Regions from separate parts of the Homo sapiens genome. Here region 2 is linked to region 1. A link is a loop called in an ENCODE intact Hi-C map of the cell type or tissue named here. Cell type or tissue: PC-9. All regions are shown on one strand.

Region 1 (8,000 bases):
GCTGCAGTGAGCTATGATCATACCACTACACTCCAGCCTGGGCAACAGAGTAAGACCCTGCCTTAAAAAAAATGTGAGTCAGATTGTGCTACTCCTCTGCTTTCAAACTCTGCAAAGGCTCCCACTTCACTCAGAGGGGAGCCAAAGTCCTTCCTGTGGCCTAGAAGGTTCTATGTGACCATCCTGACCTCTTACTTCCCTACCTCACCTACTACTTTGCCCTTTGCTTAGTCTGCTCCAGCCACTGGCTTCCTTGCTATTCTTTTAACACACCAGGCACATTCCACCCTAAGGCCTGAGCACTGGCTGTTCCCTCTACTGTGAACACTATTCCTCTGTTGTCCATATAGCTAACTCTCTTATTTCCCTTAGGTGATTTGCTAAATGCTTCTTTCTCAATGAGGCCCATTCTGATCTCCCAATTTAATACTCTAATCTACCCCTCTTACCCAGCTCTATTTATTTTACCATGACATATATTATTTTATTTTTAATTTATTTTTATTTTTGGAAACAGGTTTTCTTCTGCTACCCTGGCTGGATTGCAGTGGCGTGCTCATGGTTCACTGAAGCCTTGACCTCCTAGGCTCAAGTGATCCTCACTCATTAGCTTCCTTGAGTAGCTGGGACTACAGGCATGCGCCACCACGCCTGGCTAATTTTGTTGTTTCTTTTTTTTGTTTGTTTTGTTTTTTTTGTTTTTGTTTTTTGAGACAGAGTCTCGCTCTGTCACCCAGGCTGGAGTGCAGCGGTGTGATCTCGGCTCACTGCAAGCTCTGCCTCCCGGGTTCACGCCATTCTCCTGCCTCAGCCTCCCGAGTAGCTGGGACTACAGGCGCCCGCCACCATGCCCAGCTAATTTTTTTGTATTTTTTTTTTAGTAGAGATGGGGTTTCACCGTGTTAGCCAGGATGGTCTTGATCTCCTGACCTCACGATCTGCCTGCCTTGGCCTCCTAAAGTGCTGGGATTACAGGCGTAAGCCACTGCACCCGGCCAATTTTGTTTTTTTAAAAAAATGTTGTATAGAGACAGAGTCTCCCCTGTGTTGCCTAGGCTGGTCTGGAGCTCATGGCCTCAAGTGATCCACCTGCTTCAGCCTCTCAAAGTATTGAGATTACAGGCGTGAGCCACTGTGCCTGGTCATGTATCACTTTGTAATGCAGCATTTAACTTATTTATCCTGTTGCCCCTGCTAGAAGATGGGCTCTACCAGGTCAGGGACCTTTGTGTTGTTCACTGATATATCTGAAGCACCAAGAACAGTGCCTAGCGCTGAGTAGGTGCTCAATAAAAATGCACTGACAATGAATATCTGTTACTATATCTGCTTTGCCCCACACCCAAGTGTAAGACCCAGGGAATGGCAGATGTTCAGTAAATGTCTGTTGCATGACTCAGTGGGTAAGTGAGTGAATGGATGAATCAATGAATCAATCAAAGCCTGACTGCTGAAAATGCTAAGTATCTTCATATATCCTTTAGGAGGAACATTTTCCTTTGTAAAGTTTTTTTTTTTTTTTTGAGATGGAGTATGTCTCTGTTGCCCAGGCTGGAGTGCAGTGGCGCAATCTTGGCTCGCTGCAACCTCTGCCTCCTGGGTTCAAGAGATTCTCCTGCCTCAGCCTCCTGAGTAGCTGGGACTACAGGCGCATGCCACTACACCTGGCTAATTTTTTATATTTTTAGTAGAGATGAGGTTTCACTGTGTTAGCCAGGATGGTCTCCATCTCCTGACCTCATGATCCCACCCACCTCGGCCTCCCAAAGTGCTGGGATTACAGGCATGAGCTACCACATCTGGCCCTTTTTAAAGTTTAATTTGCCTTTGATTTGATATCTTTTCAACCTCTTTCTTCCTTCCTTTCTCTTTCTTTTTCTTTCTTCCTTCCTTTCTTTCTTTCTTTCTTTCTTTCTTTCTTTCTTTCTTTCTTTCTTTCTTTCATCTTTCTTTCTCTTTTTCTTTCCTTCCTTCCTTCCTTCTTTCCTTCTTTCTTTCTTTTCTTTCTCTCCTTCCCTCTTTCTCTCTTTATTTCTCTTGCTCTGTCACCCAGGATGGAGTGAAGTGGTGTGATCTCGGCTTGCTGCAACTTCTGCCTCTCGAGTTCAAGGGATTCTTGTGCCTCAGCCTCCCAAGTAGCTGGGACTACAGGCACCCGCCACCATGCCAGGCTAATTTTTGTATTTTTAGTAGAGATGGGGTTTTGCCATGTTGGCCAGGCTGGTCTCGAACTCCTGACCTCAAGAGATCTGCCCACCTCTGGCTCCCAAAGTGCTGGGATTACAGGCTTGAGCCACTGTGCCTGGCCCACATTCTTCTTCCTTCCTTCCTTCCTTCCTTGCTTCCTTCCTTCTTTCCTTCCTTCCTTCCTTCCTTTTTTTTTTTTTCTCTCTCTTTCTCTCTTTCTTTCTTTCAACAGAGTCTTGCTGTCACCCAGCCTGGAGGGCAATGACGTGATCTCGGTTCACTGCAACCTCTGCCTTCTGGGTTCGCGATTTTCCAGCCTTAGCCTCCCAAGTAGCTGGGACTACAGGTGCCCACCACCACGCCTGGCTAATTTTTGTATTTTTAGTAGAGATGGGGTTTCGCCATATTGGCCAGGCTGGTCTCAAACTCCTGACCTCCAGTGATCCGCCTGCCTTGGCCTCCCAAAGTGCTGGGATTATAGGCATGAGCCATCATGCCCGGCCCACATTCTTCTTTCTTAAAGGTCCTGATGCAGAGGGTGAGGACAATTAGTTTCTCCCAGGAGGAGAGGCCAATGAGACTCATGGTAATAAGAGTGACTAACATTTGCTGAGCACTTGCTGCGTGCCAGCTACTGGATTGTACATTTTAGGTGTATTATTTCATGCAATCCTCACTCCTCCCTGCAAGGAGGTGGGTTCTACTTCATTACCCCATTTTATGGATGAGCACATTGAGGTCCAAGAGAAGCCAAGAAATCCAACCAAAGTCACACCGGTAATAAGTGGGGAAGCTGGAATTTGAACTCTTGCAGCCTGACCCATAGGGACATCTACTGGATAGGTTTAAACTACGCATGTAAGGTTTTTGGTTTTTCCCCAAAGAGTAGGAAGCGGCCATGAAGGGCAAAGGATGAACATGATCTTTCGTGTGTAAATGATGGTGAATAATTCCTCCCTATGGGGATATTGTGGGGAATATCTTGGTTCATGGATGGAAAGCCCCTGGACAAGGGCCTGGAGGAAGAGACACATGCAAGTAAATTACCCTTTAAAGGAGGCTCAGGCTGGGCCAGAGATCTTACACATGGGCATCTACTGCCATCCTGGGGCCACTGTGCTGTATGACACGCTGTGGGTTCCCGTCTAGTTAAATTCGGGAGGGGCAGGGCTGGTCTCTGCAGTGAAAAATGGCTGCCTTCAGAACTGGGCTAGGAGCAAGGGAGTGGTTCTCAGGGAGGGGGTGGTGTCCTGGGGGCAAGGACTGCAGAACCCAGGAGTGCTAGGTCTGGGGACATAGACCTGAATAAGACACAGTCTTTGCCCATAGACTGATTAGTGTTAGGTAGTGTTAGTGAGACCTTGTCTCAAAAACAAACAAACAAACAAACAAACAAAAAAACCCGAGTCATTGTAGGAAGCCGAACTTCATGGAGCCCTTAGTAGGTGCCAGGCTCTCTCTGGGCTGCTTGCTTCATGAGCACATTCCATTTAATCCTCACAGCAACCGAGGAGTCTTGTCAGTGTCTGGGGAACGACAGGACTCCTGGGTCCAAACCCAGTTCTGCCATTTCTTGGGGACCTCCCTTTCCGGAGCATCAGTTTCCTCGGATGTAAAATGGAGACAGAATAGAAGCTGCCTCCTGGGATTGTGGAGACCAGAGGACATAGCACAGGGGGCTCTAAAGACCGTATGTGGTACATTGTCAACAGGCAGTCTGTGTCCAAGAAGCGGGCTGCCAGTTCTGAGCCACAGAGAAGATTAACCAAACAGCCAAGTGCAATGAAAAAGACCTGGGTCCCAGATCAATTGTTGTCAGTAAACTTGCTATGTGACCTTGGTGAGTCATTTCCCCTCTGTGAGCCTCTTTTGCCAGCCATACAATGTGAAGTTTGGACAAAATCACTCAGATTTTTGGCTATGGGGGCTACAGAAGAAGATCTAGAAGGCTTGCCTCCATCCATCCCCAATCCTGAGCATTAGTAGAAGGAGATAGCAATTCAAGGCTCCGTTGAAATAATGAGGTGGAGGCTGGTGTGATCCGTGAGTTGCAGAGGAGCCTCGCTCCTCAAAGTGTGGTCTTTACACCAGCCTCAGCATCACCTAGGAGCTTGTTAGAAATGTAGGCTCTCAGATACCACCCCGACTCACTGGCTCAGAACCTACCATGTAACACAATCGCTAGGATGCTCCTACCCACAAGTAAGTGGGACACACACTGATCTGGGGCACTGATTCTCAACCTTGGCCACACAGTCGAATCACCAAGGAGTCTTCAAAGGCTGCGGCATCCAAGCTGCGCCTCTGGGGATCTCTGCAGTGGGACCCAGACACCAGTGGTTTTTAAGAGCTCTCCAAGTAACCCCAATGTGCAACCTCATCTAATGTTGAGAAGGAATATATGTTTTATCTTTTGTATCAACTAAAATCAATAGAAAATCTTCTAGAATGTTCACAGAGAGAGATCTGATATCTGCCATAGGGGCCAGGTAGAAGTTTGACATAAAAGCCAGGTCATGGCTGGGAGTGGTGGCTCACACCTATGTCGACAAAAAGAGTCAAACTCTATAAAATACTTGAAGAGAAATATTAGGTAAATATGAGTGACCATGGCCCATGACACAGCCCTCAGGAGGTCCTGAGATTATGTGCCCAAGGTGGTTGGGGTGCAGCTTTTTTTTTGTTTTGTCTTGTTTTTGAGACAGTCTTGCTCTGTTGCCCAGGCTGGACAGCACTGGCATGATCTCAGCTCGCTGCAACCTCCGCTTCCCAGGTTCAAGTGATTCTCCTGCCTTAGCCTCCCAAGTAGCTGGGATTACAGGTGCACACTACCACGCCTGGGTAATGTTTTGTATTTTCAGTAGAGACAGGGTTTTGTTATGTTGCTCTGGCTGATCTTGAACTCCTGAGCTCAGGCAATCTGCCCGCCTCGGCCTCCCAAAGTGCTAGGATTACAGACGTGAGCCACCGCGCCTGGCTGATTTTATACATTTTAGGGAGGCATGAGACATCAGTCAAATACATTTAAGATGTACATTGGTTTGGTTTAGAAAGGTGGGACAACTCGATATGGGGGCTTCCAGGCTATAGGTAAATTTTAAAATGTTCTAGTTGACAATTGGTTGAGTTTGAGGACCTGAGATCAATAGAAAGGAAATGTTTGGGTTAAGATAAAAGACTGGGGAGGCCAAAGTTTTATTGTGCAGAAGAAGTTTATAGCTAGCAGGCTTCAGAGAGAATAGGTTATAAAATGTTTTCTTATGGGACTTAAAAGGGTTCCTGACTGTTGATTATCTCCTGGGTCTGCAAATGGAAGAGGAAAAGGAGGATTCTCTACAGAATGTAGATTTTTCCCACAAGAGTCAAACTTTGCAGGGCAATTTCAAGATATAACAAGGAAATATATTTGGGGTTAAACTATTTTGATTTCTTTCCTTATTTGTTATGTGATGTTATGCTGGAGAAGTATGATGAGGCACGTTTGACCCCTACTCCCCGTCAAGGCCTAAACCAGTCTTTCGGTCTTTCAGGTTAAATTTTAAGAATGTGCTGGCTGAGGAGGAAGTCCATTCAGACGGTTGGGGGCCTTAGAATTTTATTTTTGGTTTACACTTATAATCCCAGCACTTTGGGAGGCAGAGATGGGAGGATCACTTGAGGCCAAGAGTTTAAGACTAGCCTGGGCAAAAAAGGGAGACCCCCATCTGTACCAAAAGCAATTAAAAAATAATAATTAGCTGGGCATAGTAGTGCATGCTTGTAGTCTCAGATACTCAGGAGGCTGAGGCAGGAGGGTCGCTTGAGCCCAGGAGTTGGAGGCTGCAGTGAGTTTTGATTGCACCGCTGCACTCCAGCCTAGGTGACAGAGCACAACTTTGTCTTTTTTTTTTTTTTTTTTTTTTAGACAGAGTCTCACTCTGTCATCCAGGATGGAGCACACTGGCATAATCTTATCTCGGCTCACTGCAGCCTTCACCTCCCAGGCTCAAACAATGCTTCAGCTTCAACCTCCAGAGTAGCTGGGACTACAGGGCAACACCACCACACTTGGCCATTTTTAAATTTTTTGTAGAGACGAGGTCTCAGCCCAGGCTGATGTCGAACGCCTAGGTTCAAGCCATCCTCCTGCCTTGGCCTCCCAAAGTGCTGGGATTACAGGCATAAGCCACCATGCTCAGCTGTTCTTGTCTTTAAAAAAAAAAAAGCCAAGTCCATGACAAGAAGCCAAAATTTATGGAGCACTTACTAGGTGCCGGGTTCTGGGCTGCCTGCTTCAAGAGCGCATTCCATTTAACTTGCACGCTAACCAAGCTAGTATTATTGTCCCCATTTTATAGATGTGAGGCAAAGAGGTTATGATCCCTGGTCACACAGGCTCACACTGGCAGTGACAGACTAAGATTTGGACCCAGGTTACCTGAATATTTCACAACTAGGCTGACCCCAGTGGTCCTTAAACTGGGTTCCTTTGTGCTCCAGTTTCCTCAGAGGTGCCTGAGGAGCTTGTGTGGGGTCAGACCAAGCCTGGAAATCTCTCTCCTTTCCCTTCCCAGCTGGAAATGACCCTGGTGGCCTCCTGACATCCCTTTTCCACACTGGGTTTGGCAGACACTCCTTTTGGAGAGAGTGTTCCTTTCTTCACCAGCCTGGAGCACTCGGGTCACATGATGTTACCCAATGCTCCCTGACAGATCTCCCCCGCTTCCCCGCTGCTTGGGGACCCCAGAAGCTAATCCCCATGGCAGCAGGCACTCTGAGGGATTAGCACCGGGGAAATTAGGCGCCACATCTGCCAGCCCCTGGAGAGCTTGGTAAAGCCTGTGCCTCAGAGCCCAGGAAGCCATTCCTGTCCTCTGGAACACAGGGGACTCCCAGAGGCACTGTCAGCCAAACTGGGGCCCTAACTGCCCTGTTCTTGCTGGTACCTTCTGGAGAGGGTAAGTTGTGGCCAAGAGCCTGAGGGCCTGACCAGATTGTTCTCTGCAGGCTGGGGGTGGGGAAGAGGAGCTGGAATTCAATGCGGGGCACACAGGGTAACCAATGGTCCCATTTGCCTAGGACTGAGGGGTTTCTGGGAATGCAGGACTTTCAGTGCTAAAATCAAGACAGTCCTGGACAAACTGGGATGCCGGGTCACCTGGCAGGGGTTTCTGAGCTTGCTGTTTCTCTCACCTGGGAGGGGGAGCCATGGGAAGAGGAGGGCTGCTTTGATCCCCCGCATCCTCGTCTACCCTCCTTGTTTTCTAGCTTTTCTCTGTCCCCCTCCTCTTTTTCCAGCCCCTCAGGACCTCTTTTTGCCTTCACTCCTCTGACTCAGTTTCCTGCTTACGGGATCTCCTGTGGTGTAGACCTGAATCCTCAAAGAGCCAGAATCTTCCATGCCTTGGAGAGAATGAAGACCCAGGTGAGGCACAGCCTCAAGAAGCTGTCACCATGTGTCAGCTTCTGACACATGTCTGACCATGCCACCGTCCTTCTGGCTTCAAATATTGGGCTAAATCCCCCCCACGTTACCTTCATCATCATCATCATCATCATCATCATCATCATCATCATCATCATCATCATCTCTAGAGCTTGCACCTGCAGGCCAGGAACAGTTTCAAATGTTTTACATAAACTCACTGAATTATCAAAACAAACCAGAAACTAACTCCTCTTCCTTTTTACATCCCCAGAGGCCTCTGCCTGGAGTGACCCAAGCTCATTCCTAACTACCTGTTCAATGACTCTCTCCTCCTCCTCCCTCCCCCTAGGCTGAGCTCATCTGTATCTGTGAGCCCTGAAGCCCTTTATTACACCTCTAGCTACCA
Region 2 (8,000 bases), 660 kb before region 1:
CACGGTGAAACCCCGTCTCTACTAAAAATACAAAAAAATTAGCCAGGCGTGGTGGCGGGCGCCTGTAGTCCCAGCTACTTGGGAGGCTGAGGCAGGAGAATGGCCTGAACCCGGGAGGCAGAGCTTGCAGTGAGCCGAGATAGTGCCACTGCACTCCAGCCTGGGCGACAGAGTGAGACTCCATCTCAAAAAAAAAAAAAAGAAAAGAAAAAAAAAGAAAAAGAAAACAGGGTCTTTGCAGGTGTAATTAAGATAAGTATCAAAATAAAATCATGCTGGATTAGGGTGGGCCTGAAATCCAATGAGAGTGTCTTGATAAGAGACAGAAGAGTGCACAGAGACACAGACGAAAAGGCCTTGTGAAGACAGAAGCAGAGACTGGAGGGCAGGGGCACTCCACAAAATGCCAAGGATTTTGCCAGCAGCCACCAAAAGTTAGGAGAAAGGCATGGAATGGATCTTCCCTTAGACCCTCCATCACCCAGGCTGGAGTACAGTGGCGTGATCTCAGCGCATTGCAACCTCCACCTCCCGGACTCAAGCAATCCTCCTGCCTCAGCCCCCCAAGTAGTTGGGACTACAGGCTGGCTATTTTTTGTATTTTTTCGTAGAGATGGTGTTTCACCATGTTGCCCAGGCTGGTCTCAAACTCCTGGGCTCAAGCAATCCTCCCACCTCAGCCTCCCAAAGTGCTGGGATTATAGGTATAAGCCACCGCGCCCAGCCCACCTTGATTTCAGACTTCTGGAAGAACCATGAGAATAAGTTTCTGTTGCTTTCAGCTACCAAGGCTGTAGTAATTTGTTACAGCAGCCCTAAGAAAATAATCCATAGAGGACACACATGACACCCACATTGATAACTAAATGAATAATTATATGATAGCTACCTCCAGGGAGAGGTAGCGATGAGGAGGCGTCACAAGGAGGCTTCTGGGGAGCTGGTTATGTTCACTTCTTGACCTAGAGGCAGGTTATGCAGATGGGTTCATTTTGTGAAGGTATATTGAGCTGTACACAGGATTTGTGTGTTTTTGTGTTTGTTATACTTCAGGAAAAACTTAAAAAGATAAATTGCACAGGCCAGGTGCGGTGGCTCATGCCTGTAATCCCAGGACTTTGGGAGGCCAAGGCAGCTGGATCACTTGAGGTTAGGAGTTTGAGAGCAACCTGGCCAACATGGTGAAACCCCGTCTCTAATAAAAATACAAAAATTAGCCAGGCGTGGTGGTACACACCTATAATCCCAGCTACTCAGAGGCTGAGACAGGAGAATTGCTTGAACTCAGGAGGCGAAAGTTGCAGTGAGCCGAGATCATGCCACTGCACTCCAGCCTGGGTGACTGAGTGAGACTCCATCCCCCAAAAATAATAAAACAAAATAAAATTTAAAAAGATAAATTGCATAGGTAGATGTATAACTATAGATTGTGTTAAGTGCTTTGAAACAAAACTCATGGGTTATAGGAGACAGTATTTTTTAGTCAGCTAGGACTGCTATAACAAAATACCACAAACTGGGTGGCTTAAACAACATACATTTATTCCTCACAGTTGTGGAGGCTGGGAAGTCCAAGATTAAGGTGCCAGCAGATTCCTGGTGAGGGCTCTCTCCCTGGGTTTGCAGACAGCCACCCTCTTGCTGGGTCCTCACATGGTGGAAAAAGAATGATCTCTTTTCTTCTTACAAAGCCACCTTTCTCTGTTTACAGTTTTGTAACATTGGTAATCTGTGATGGTAGCGTCTGTCATTTATTGAACACCTATGTTCCAGAAACTTTACTGTGAAATAGGTACTATTGTCCCTCATTCCAGACGAGGAGGCTGAGGCTCACTTGCCTGTTCCTGGTAGATGGAGAATCTGTCTCATACCCTTTGACCCCACTGTCACTGTCTCTGAGCCAGCCATGCCTCAGGATCAGGCCTGGGGTGCAGGTGGAGGGCGTTGGGGAGCTTTCTATTTCCCTTACTACTAGTCCCAGTGATGTGGAGGATGACAGCCTGGAGGGAGGTGTCTGGGACAGCATCTGGCCAGGTACCTGGTGGGATGGTTTGCCCAACTGCCTGGGATGAGCTGCTTAGCCTCCCCACTTTCCTGAAAACCCAGGGCAAGAGTGTGTCTGGGAGGGAGGAGGACAAAGAGACCCAGTCACCTGGGCCACCACCTGGAGTGGCAGTTGGGGAGGAAGTGGGAAACGCTGGCTGCTTCTCCAGCCCTGGCCTCTTTCCTTCCCATCCGCTGGGCCTGACTTCAGTGCCCACCTCTAGGAGGGAGACTCAGAGAACCAGACTCACCTGCCTCCGAGCAGCTGTGGAGGCGACAGCCAGGTCTTAATGGCCTCTCCAGGGTCAGCTGAGGCCTGCCACGGGCACCTCCCCTCATAGCTGGACTGCTATTCAGAACACTGCAGCTGCAAGAAATTAGAGAAGCGAGGAGGCTGAGCAAGGAGCTGGTGCCAGGGGAGATCAGGGAGGAAGGGAATCAGGGCACCTTCTGGTCCTCCCAGTTCCTGAAAACCTACTGTCAGGCTGTACTTCCCCAAACAGCGTTTAAGGGAAGCCAGCCCCCTACCACAGGCTGTGCACTGCTCTGAACAACTCCAGGAGGCATCATCACATAGGTGACCACACGTGGTCTTGTGGTTCTCCGCTGCCACCCATGCCAGCCCTGCTTGGGTCCTGTCACCTCATCCCCTCACTCACAAACCTGGTTTCCCCAGCCCGGCACCCAAACCCATGCTTCATCGATTCGTTCTTTCCTTTAATATGTGTTTGTCAAGTGCAAGAACCACCCACGGGGCTTTAAGTTCTAGGGACATAGTAGAGTCAAGGCAGTCACCTCAGCCTTTGCAGTCTGGTGGGAAGCTTGGAGAGATTAACATTAAGCAGACACCATGAAATCTGGCTTGATAAAACTCCAATTAACCCTCTTGAGAGTTCACCAGCAGTCTCCGTTCTCTCAATAAAATCCGCAGCCTGGAGCTCAGGAAACAATGAATGTTCAGAGCCAGGGTTTCCCTCTGCAACCTGCCCCCGCACATCTGGTTTTATCTAAATTCCTGGCACCTGCCCACTACCAGCTCCAACTGGGTCAGAACACAGGGCTTCTACCGAGTAAATACAAATATTTAACCACTTATACATATGATGACTACTTGGCAGGAGAAGCATTGCAAGTGTGTAACATGGGAATTCGACCCCATTTTAGCAATCCAGGAGGGCTTCCCAGGAGAGGTGACTTTTAAGATGTGCTCAGAAGGATGACTCAAAGTTGACCCAGACTTCTTGAGGGAGAGAAGAAGCCTTCCTGGCCCCTCAACAACCCAGATTGCTCAGCCACAGTCAGACAACCCATGCCACCAGGATGTCACCAAGATTTGACAACCGAGACTCTCAGACACTCTCTCTCCCTGGCACACATACACACTCGTACACACGATGACAGCCATGGGACGGCCAGGCAGCTGGACGTCTTTGTCCCCCACTCCCAGCCTGATGGCCACCCCATCAGTCCTTTGCTCCTTCACTCTGCTTCCCATCAGTCCCCTCCTTCTGGGAGTCACAACTCCCTGGGTTGTGATTCTGGCTTCATATTCACTGGCCATGTGACCCTGGGCACATTACTCAAGCTCCTGGATACTGCTCCTCCACTGTCAGTGAGGGTCATGATCCTCCCTGCCTCTCAGGGCCACAGAGAAGGTTAAGGCTCATAATTCCCGTAAAGCACCTTTGCAGCGCCTGTCCCTCCACAGTGGCAGCTCTTCTTAGCACGGTTGCTGTCACTATCATTCGCTGTGGCCTTGCTCTGGCCCCACCCCCATGCCCCTCCTTCTCCCAGCCTACTGTCTCCCCACTTCTGCCTGGGCCTCCTCTCTCTCTCCTCTCCCTCCTTCCAGAGCCTGAGACCCAGAATTCCTGAAGGGCTGGGGACAGGGAAGGGGCAGCCAGCTCCCCAAACAGAAATGTCACCTGCTTGGAGTCCCCAGTGGAGGGGTGGGGTGGAAGCTTTCTGCTCAGCCTTGAGAACCCTGCCCTAACCCCCCACAGAGCCTGATACAGGCTCAAACCTGCATCAGGTCAAACCACCCCCACAGAGACAGAGCTGGGTGGGTTAGGCCGCTACCTGAACCTGGGTCGCTGTCTGCAAGCCAGCCAGGGAGGGGACTGGCCTCACCCCCTCAGAGGGGTGAAGATGCTCTGGGATCTAAGTCCACACTGAGGACAGCGGGAGGTGGAGAGCACCTCACGGAGGGGGGTTTGAATCCCGGGGCCTCCTTTACTCCTCTGGATCATCTTTGAGAAGTCGCCTCTTCTCTCCAAGCCTTGGTCTCCTCATTGGTAAGATGAGGCTGGACAATTCCTGCCTACCACCCACTCAGGGCTGTTGGGAGAAACAGTTGAGAAGAGGGCAGAAGGGAATCCTGTCAAGCCTGGGAACCAACGCCTTTCCGTCGCCAGTTGAGCTCTACGTTTTGGCCAGCAGATGGCGCGATAGAAGCGCCAGTGTCTCCGTTCCAGGCCCCGGACATTTGTTAAACGTGGCGAAACTGTTACTCAAGATCCCAAACTCTAGAGCTGATGGATCTCAGATTCTACCCCCTTAAGCTGCGCGCGGTGGCTCATGCCTGTAATCCCAGCACTTTGGGAGGCCGAGGTGGGTGGGTCATGAGGTCAGGAGTTCAAGACCAGCCCGGCCAACAGGCTGAAGCCCTATCTCTACTAAAAATACAAAAATTAGCCCGGCCTGGTGGCGGGCACCTGTAATCTCAGCTACTCAGGAGGCTGAGGCACGAGAATTGCTTGAACCCGGGAAGCAGAGGTTGCAGTGAGCCGAGATTGTGCCACTGCACTCCAGCCTGGGTGACAAAGCGAGACTCCAAAAAAAAAAAAAAAAAAAAAAAAGCCAGGTGCGGTGGCTCACGCCTGTAATCCCAGCACTTTGGGAGGCCAAGGCCGGTGGATCACAAGGTCAGGAGATCAAGACCATCCTAGCTAACAGGTGAAACCCCGTCTCTACTAAAAATACAAAAAATTAGCCGGGCGTGGTGGTGGGCGCCTGTAGTCCCAGCTACTCGCAAGGCTGAGGCAGGAGAATGGCGTGAATCTGGGAGGAGGAGCTTGCAGTGAACTGAGATCCAGCCACTGCACTCCAGCCTGGGCGACAGAGCAAGACTCCGTCTCCATATAAATATATATATATATATATACCTCCTTAATAGCAATGTGACTGGGTAAGCTACTTAACCTCTCTGAACCTCAGTTTCCTCATCTGGCATCCCTTCTTCTGGGGTTGTTGGAAGATTGATTTTCTCCAGGATGCAGAGCGCAGCGTCAGTGCTCAGTGACATGACTGGTACAACCCACTCAAGGGCGAGGCTGCAGCTCCGTCTATCCCCGCTAAGCACCCCTGGTTTCAGCCACACCTCGTGCCCACTCCAGCCAGGCCTCCAGGTTTCACTCACACCCTCTGCCCTCTGACTGGAATGTTCTCTTCCTCCTTGTTTCATGATTTCCTAGGAACTTTGAGACTTCTTGGGTTTTTCCCTAATTGTATTTTGAAAACTTTATCCAGGTATTACTTATAGATCATACAATTCACTCACTTTAAGGGTACAAGTCAATGATTTTCAGTAAGTTTACCAAGTTGTGCTCGAGATTTGATTTTTAAAATCCTGCATCTCAAATTCTACCTCTTTCCTGAGTCTCAGACCATGTGTTCAGCTGCCCCTTGGCTGTTGCCCCTTGGCTGTCCCCTGCCCCGCCAACTCAGTACATCCCCAGCCGGATCCATCACTGTCTTCCCTTCCCTTCTCCTCTCCCATGTCCCTTCTTGGCCAGCAATCCCATCCTTTTTCTCTATGTTCTTAGCACTTTGTTCGAGACCTGGCACATAGTAGGTGCTCAATAAAGGTTTGCTAAGTGGGCTAGGCACATGGCTCACACCTGTAATCTCAACACTTTGGGAGGCTGAGGTGGGCAGATCACTTGAGGTCAGGTGTTCGAGACCAGCCTGGCCAACATGGTGAAAACCCATCTCTATGAAAAAATAACAAAAATTAGCCGGGCATGGTGGCGCGTGCCTGTAATCCCAGCTACTTGGGAGGCTGAGGCAGGAGAATCGCTTGAACCCGGGAGGTGGAGGTTGCAGCGAGCTGAGATGGCGCCACTGCTCTCCAGCCTGGGCCACGGAGCAAGACTCCATCTAAAAAAAAAAAAAAAAAAAAAGTTTGCTGAGTGAATGAATAAAACCAACGTGACCCTTTACCCACATTTGATTGTTCACCCCTCACCTCCCACCACCTAGTCACCTGTTAGATCTACCTTGGAACTGTCTGCCTGGTGTTCACCCTTCCCAGAGCCCTGCTGCCCTGGCCTTGTACTCACCCATGCCCTGCCTCACTGTCTCTCCTCTGTTTTTTTTTCTGTTTTTTTTTTTTTTTTTTACTTCTTCTCTGCCCCATCCCAGAGTGACTTCTCAGAAAAGCACACGTGATCCCACCACCCTCTCCCTAAGAATGTGCTACCCACTCATCTGCAATGATGTCAACACCCCCAAGTCTAACACCAGCAGCCCCCCGGGATTTGGTCCCAGCCCATTTCTTAGGCTCAGACTCAACCCGCTCCTTCCCCTCTCCAACTCTCTCAGGTTCTAATCATCCCAAACCACAAGAGCAGTATGATGCCGTGATTAAAAGGCAGGACGGGGTCAGGCTTCCTGGAGTCCGCATCCCAGTGGCAGCACCTCTCTGAGCCTCAGCTTCCTCATCTGTAAAATGAGAGTGATAATAGCATCGACCTTGTAGAGTTGTTGGGAGGATTAAATGAGGTGATGAAGGTAAAGCACTTAGAAAGGGCTTGGTACACGGTCCATACTCAATGTTAGTTTCGTTTCACTGACAACTCCCAGCTGAATTTCTGCTCGCCAGGGATAGACTGTCTTTCCCCTTTTTCTCCACTAGGGGTGCTGCAACCTATTTCACGATACCGGGGAGATGTGCTCCATCTGGGAGGCCTTCCCCAGGTCAGATTTAGCCAGCCCTTCCTGGGTCACAGAGCTTACCCACTGGGACCTCTCGTGCCACCTCTCCCAGGGCCAATCCAACCCCACGTCTTGCCCCACTTACCTCCCAAGCAGCCCTCAAATTTCTCCCCTTCTCTCAACCCCCTGCTGTCTCCCTGACACAGGCTGCCATCGCGCTCATTACGCACCCACTCTCCCCTTCTCTCCACCCCATTGCTGCCTCCCTGGCACCAGCTGCCATTGTGCCCATGCCTCGCCCACTCTGCCCCTCCAGTGTTCCATCCAGAATGGACAGCTGTCCTCACTGTCCTTCCCTGAAGCCTTCACTGGCTCCTAAGTATGGTCCACTAGAGCCTCAGCTGCATAACGCACCCCTTCCTTTGCCAGCTGGGTTCCAGCCACACTGGCCTCACAAGCACCCTGCCCTCTCCCAGCTCAGGGCCTTGGCACATGCTGTTTCTGCCTCCTGGACCCTCTTTCCCCACCCTATCAGTCCTTATTCAACTCCTTTAGATGCTGACCTCCCCAGAGATGCCATCTCTGACCCTCCCACCACCAAGTACATCAAGGTCCCCCATGATGTCTTCATAGCACTCTGTACTTCCTCTCCTTAACCCTTATCACCGTTTATAATATGCAGTTGAATGGCTATTTGAGGAATATCTGCCTCCCCACTTCCTTTAAAAGCTTCCTGAGAGCAAGGCTGTGGATGTCTTTCATTATGTCCCCAGAGGGTTGGCATATGCCAGAGGAGTGAATGAATAAAAAGGGAATATTTCCTTATGTGTCTTTCTCGCATGTCAGGTCCCCATTCCCAGACTGATCCCCTACCCCACCTTGGCCTGGAACTTCAGTGGGAATCAACAAATGCTGTATGGATGAATGATAACACCCTTTTCCTGGTTTCCTTAAGGTTGATATTTTAACTACTCTTAAAGAAACTGTGATGTGTTGTGATAAAATATTATTATTATTATTTT

Evidence for each region. Peaks named below come from ENCODE experiments on the same cell type or tissue, not always from the same donor. Only the 100,000 strongest peaks of a DNase experiment are listed, where the experiment ranks them.
Region 2: it touches region 1 in a loop (7-fold over the local background); 7 of 110 quality-filtered maps call a loop at or near these places.

Annotation. Positions count from the first base shown.
Region 1 is chr1:22,971,896-22,979,895 of GRCh38, reverse strand. It overlaps LACTBL1 (lactamase beta like 1), which reads left to right and starts at 7,030. Exons shown (of 8, transcript NM_001289974.2): 1 at 7,030-7,124; 2 at 7,465-7,591. The coding sequence starts at 7,580. In PC-9, CTCF peaks have their summits at 3,046 (motif pointing left) and 3,250 (motif pointing left); DNase peaks (open chromatin) are centred at 1,405, 2,825 and 3,275; H3K27ac peaks cover 3,521 bases.
Region 2 is chr1:23,634,090-23,642,089 of GRCh38, reverse strand. MDS2 (myelodysplastic syndrome 2 translocation associated) reads right to left here. Exons shown (of 6, transcript NR_167910.1): 5 at 2,295-2,410; 6 at 1,522-1,762. Among named protein-coding and RNA genes, the nearest start is that of MDS2, 11 kb to the right of the region's middle. In PC-9, CTCF peaks have their summits at 4,293, 4,493 (motif pointing right), 6,760 and 6,965; DNase peaks (open chromatin) are centred at 4,499 and 6,959; H3K4me3 peaks cover 608 bases; H3K27ac peaks cover 339 bases.